2 separate regions of the Mus musculus genome follow, and region 2 is linked to region 1. A link is a loop called in an ENCODE intact Hi-C map of the cell type or tissue named here. Cell type or tissue: heart. All regions are shown on one strand.

Evidence for each region. Hi-C counts contacts between places; a loop is a spot of excess contacts. Peaks named below come from ENCODE experiments on the same cell type or tissue, not always from the same donor. Only the 100,000 strongest peaks of a DNase experiment are listed, where the experiment ranks them.
Region 2: a loop joins it to region 1, with 9 times the contacts of the local background. A loop is called at or near these places in 6 of 42 quality-filtered maps.

Annotation. Positions count from the first base shown.
Region 1 is chr13:62,918,567-62,921,066 of GRCm38, reverse strand. No RefSeq gene overlaps it. Among named protein-coding and RNA genes, the nearest start is that of Gm40981, 2.0 kb to the right of the region's middle. In heart, a CTCF peak has its summit at 1,255 (motif pointing left); no DNase peak of the experiment used is centred here.
Region 2 is chr13:63,355,479-63,357,978 of GRCm38, reverse strand. All of the region lies in intron 6 of Fancc (Fanconi anemia, complementation group C), which reads left to right. Among named protein-coding and RNA genes, the nearest start is that of Mir3074-1, 55 kb to the right of the region's middle. In heart, CTCF peaks have their summits at 1,027 and 1,226 (motif pointing right); a DNase peak (open chromatin) is centred at 1,258.

The DNA.
Region 1 (2,500 bases):
GAACGTTGAAAAGATTACCACAATTTAAATAAAATATTGGTTAATAAAAGGCTATGCTCCTTGGCTTATGACCTGCTAAGCACATTACAATGTGTAATATATATACATATTGAAGTTAAATATTCCTACTAAATGTGATCACATTTGGATCATCATAAAACTTGCCAGTCAAATGAACATGGAGCTAGGGTAGGGACATCTTTTTCATGCTGGTGGCAGGGTTAATGTTTTTGCAATTTTAGTGTGTGTGTGAAGGTTTAAGATATCTGGCTATGAATCAAGTCAATAGGTAAAGGTCCCCATTTGATTTTCTTTTATTTGTCGTGATTTAGAACAGCACAGGGCTTGTGAGTGGCAGGTATTTGGTGACTTTATCATAAATTTTAAGAGATTCGGGCAAGATTTCCCCCTCATGGCATCTCCTGGCACCCTGATCATTAAGGTATTGATAGAATCCTGTTCAAAAGCAGTATGTTGGGCCGCTGAAGCTAGAGAGATGGGATGAACAGATGGGGGTCTTGTCTGTCTATTATCTATTTTTCGAGACAAGGTCTTGTTGGCTAGCCTAGAACTCACCATCTAGACAGGCTGGCCTTGAAACTGCACAAATCATCTTGCTTTTGTCTCCCAGGTGCTGGATTTATAGGTGTGAGCCCTGCTTAATCTGTTTAAGGGTGGCTTAAACCATGCCTAGCTCAATCTGTTCTTGATTTGTGTCTATCCCTGGATGTATTTTCTTCGTAATCCCTTGCAATATTTGGGCACCAGTGTTACATATGCCCCACAACGTGTCGTTGATCCTTTTACCAAAAAGCAAAGGAAAAAAACCCACCTAACTCTGGTGAAGTTCTCGCTCTACAAGGCTGAGCTGTTTGGAGTACATCTTGGCTATCTGCGCAGACCTTGAATAAGCAAACTATTAGTAATAGTTTGGACCTAAAGTTATTGACTTATCAGGCCTTTCAAAGTACTGAACATTTTATTGTATGATGTCACTTGAGCAAACTTCCTACAACCAACAATACAGTCTTTTCTGAAATTACCCTCCTTTACAGCAAACTTCCCAGCTGTCTACATTCATTTTGTGAAGACAGAGGCCGTGTACATTCTGCTTGTTTTTCTTACTGCTACACACTGATGACAGATTGCCTGGAACTGGGTTCCTTACATGCAGTTTTATTCATTTTTCCAAATACCGAGTTAAGATCCTTGCTGGGTTTTTTTTGTTGTGGGAGGCCAGCTAGGTGTCTTACCCAGGAGCGCCCCCTTGTGGCTAGCACATCGGCAGCCATGTGCACAAATCGTCTGATAGCATAGCTTCTTTTTTTTTTTTTTTAATTTATTTTTTTATTAGGTATTTTCCTCGTTTACATTTTCAATGCTATCCCAAAAGTCCCCCATACCCACCCCCCCAATCCCCTACCCACCCACTCCCCTTTTTGGCCCTGGGGTTCCCCTGTACTGGGGCATATAAAGTTTGCAAGTCCAATGGGCCTCTCTTTGTAGTGATGGCCGACTAGGCCATTTTTTGATACATATGCAGCTAGAGACAAGAGCTCCGGGGTACTGGTTAGTTCATATTGTTGTTCCACCTATAGGGTTGCAGTTCCCTTTAGCTCCTTGGGTAATTTCTCTAGCTCCTCCATTGGGGGCCCTGTGATCCATCCAATAGCTGATTGTGATCATCCACTTCTGTGTTTGCTAGGCCCCGGCATAGTCTCACAAGAGACAGTTATATCTGGGTCCTTTCAGCAAAATCTTGCTAGTGTATGCAATGGTGTCAGCGTTTGGAAGCTGATTATGGGATGGATCCCTGCATATGGCAATCACTAGATGGTCCATCCTTTCGTCACAGTTCCAAATTTTGTTTCTGTAACTCCTTCCATGGGTGTTTTGTTCCCATTTCTAAGAAGGGGCAAAGTGTCCACACTTTGGTCTTCGTTCTTCTTGAATTTCATGTGTTTAGCAAATTGTATCTTATATCTTGGGTATCCTAAGTTTCTGGGCTAATATCCACTTATCAGTGAGTACATATTGTGCGAGTTCCTTTGTGATTGGGTTACCTCACTCAGGATGATGCCCTCCAGGTCCATCCATTGATAGCATAGCTTCTTAAATCAGCAGTGACAAACTGATGGTATCTCTCCCTCACTCATGTGCCTTAGCATTTCCCAAAGTGTTCTTCAAGGCTAGGCGGATGAAGGGGATGCTTTGTCTAGTCCATCTCTTTCCATCTTGCTATGACCTCAGAAGATACCTACTCTGTGTGCCATGCTACAAAGGAAACTCAACCATGTTATCTTTGCCTTGCTCTGCAAAGATGGTCCCCAGTGTGGTGACTTGCTCCATATAACCCAGGCTGGCATGTATAAGGATTCATACTTTAGACACAGGCCTTTTCACCCAAAGACCTGTTCATGCATGTGTGGTAGAAATGGCCTTCCAACATTGAAAGCCACTGTTTTTATACGATGGCCATAGAAATGTTTTATAAAGGAAA
Region 2 (2,500 bases), 440 kb before region 1:
GTATAAAAACATATTTGCTTCCGTGTTGGACTGGTTTTACTAAGCAGTGATTAAAAACACTGATCAAAAGGAGGGAAAAGGGGCTCCTTGGACTTCTGGGTCACAGTCTATTGCTGAGGCCACAGTCAAGGAAGAAGCTTGAGCACCAAGTTGGAAGAGAAACTTTGAAAGAACACTGCTCCTACATAGCTGTGTTATACAGCCACCTGCATAGGGATGGTGCCACCCACAGTAGGCTGGGCCCCCTCACATCAATTAGCATCTAAGACATCTCCCATAGACATCCCCACAGGCCAGTCTGATATGAGTAATCTTTAATTGAGACTTCCTTCTCAGGTGACTTTAAATTGTGTTAAGTTGATGGTTAAAGGTAAGTAGGAAATTATCCTAAAAACATTAAAACTATACACCAATTTTATTAATTGACCACAGCTAAAAGACAAAATGTGTTTATATTTCATTGGACATTTTCCAATATAAAAAGAAACAAGTTTTATGTATGCACAAGCATAGGAAGACTATGTAAACATGCTTAGTAAAACAGTCCAACACAGAAGCAAATATGTTTTTATTCTATGGATATGAAGTTCTAGAATAGGCTGATTCATTGGGACCTAGAGCAGAGCAGAGATCAGCAGCAAGGAGGAGAGAAAGGGAAGTTATGTTTAATATATTTAGTTTGTTGAGAGCAGTAGAAACTTTTGGATAAATAATAATGGCGAGAAGATGGCATGTGAACATATTTAGTGTTAGTCACTACCGATATATGGCTAAATGATAACTTATTTATGTTTTACTGCAATGAGAAAACTAAAGAAAAAAAAGTGTGCCACTGCATACTCAAGTGAAGTTTCAACACTTACATACATTGATCACGAGTGTGTGAACTAATGGAACCACACTGGTAAACAGTGTAGTAGCTTATTACTGAGTGTGGTATACCCTGCAAGATGGCTCAGTGGGATAAGTGCATTTGCCCTAAGCTTGGTGACCTGAGTCTATCTCTAGGACCACCATGGAAATGCCAGGGCTATGTGCAAGTCATTGCAGAAGAGACAAGTGAATGGACAGTAAACATGAAAGGAATGGCAAGCGCATGCATGACTTCAGAAGATGGCACAGTAGAGAGCCTCAAATGTTTTTCCTCCATTGGGTAGTAAGGACACAAAGAACAAAGCCAAACCAGCTAATCACAGTATCAGAGATTCTGCAGTACTGGATACAGACACCAGAGGGAGCAATGATCACTGGCTCGTGTAACTAAAACAGAGGACATTCATTCCTGTGAGGCTTCCCTGCATAAAGTGAGCAAGACTGGAACTCAGATGTCATCCGTGGCAGTGAGACAGTAAGAGCAAGCTGTATGCTTTCTACAGCACTCTCATTTTATACTTTAGTTTACACTCATTTTTACACTTACTTTTAGCTACTTTAATTGGGTTTATTTTCCTTTAAAAATTCGAGTATATTTATTTGTTTGAGTATCTTTTCCTGTTCATATATTTTAGGACCATTTAGATAGTGACCCAGAGATTATTTATTTCTGATTATTTTTAAACTTAATTTGACAAGATCTCATGTATGAGGCTGGCCTCAAACTCACTGTGTAGCCGGGATAACCTTGAATTTGTCTCTGCTCTGCAGCGCTGGGGTGACAGGTGTCATCACACACCACCACACCCAGTGCATGTGGTGCTGAAGGTCAAAGCCAGAGCTTTGTGCATCTAAATAAGCGTGCCACCATCTAAGCTGGGATCTCAGTAGATACAAGGACATACGAAGACTGAAAATGAAAGGATGCTGTGGATGGCTGTGAGAGTAACACACACACATACACACACATATGCCACATAGCAAAAAAAAGCCATATATATATACACCATACAACTATTGTAAGAGGTAAAGGATGTTACAGAAGGAGAAAAAGGTCTCTTTTCTAGAGATTTAAGCTGTAAACAATTGAACTTAGCAACGGAGTGCACAGATACAAAGTACACATAGAAAGATTGGTGGAGAAAACATAAAATAAGGAGAAAGGGATCCTACATTCTACATTTCACTTTGAATAATGCTTTTTTTTTTTTTTTTTTTGTAATAAAGAATGGTAAGTGAGCCGGGCAGTGGTGGCGCATGCCTTTAATCCCAGCACTTGGGAGGCAGAGGCAGGTGGATTTCTGAGTTCGAGGCCAGCCTGGTCTACAGAGTAAGTTCCAGGACAGCCAGGGCTACACAGAGAAACCCTGTCTCGAAAAACAAAAACAAAACAAAACAAAAACAAAACAAAACAAAACAAAACAACAAAAAAAAAGAGTGGTAAGTTGACAAGACCTAGGGTGGTACTAACAGCCAGTTCACCCAGTAGATATATGTGGAGCACCCCATATAATAATAATAATAGAACACACATTACTCTCTTAGAGTATTCTTCAGGATAGGCTACATTTTGGATTACAAAACACATCTTAATAAATTGAAGAAGACTTAAGTCGTATCAACTGTC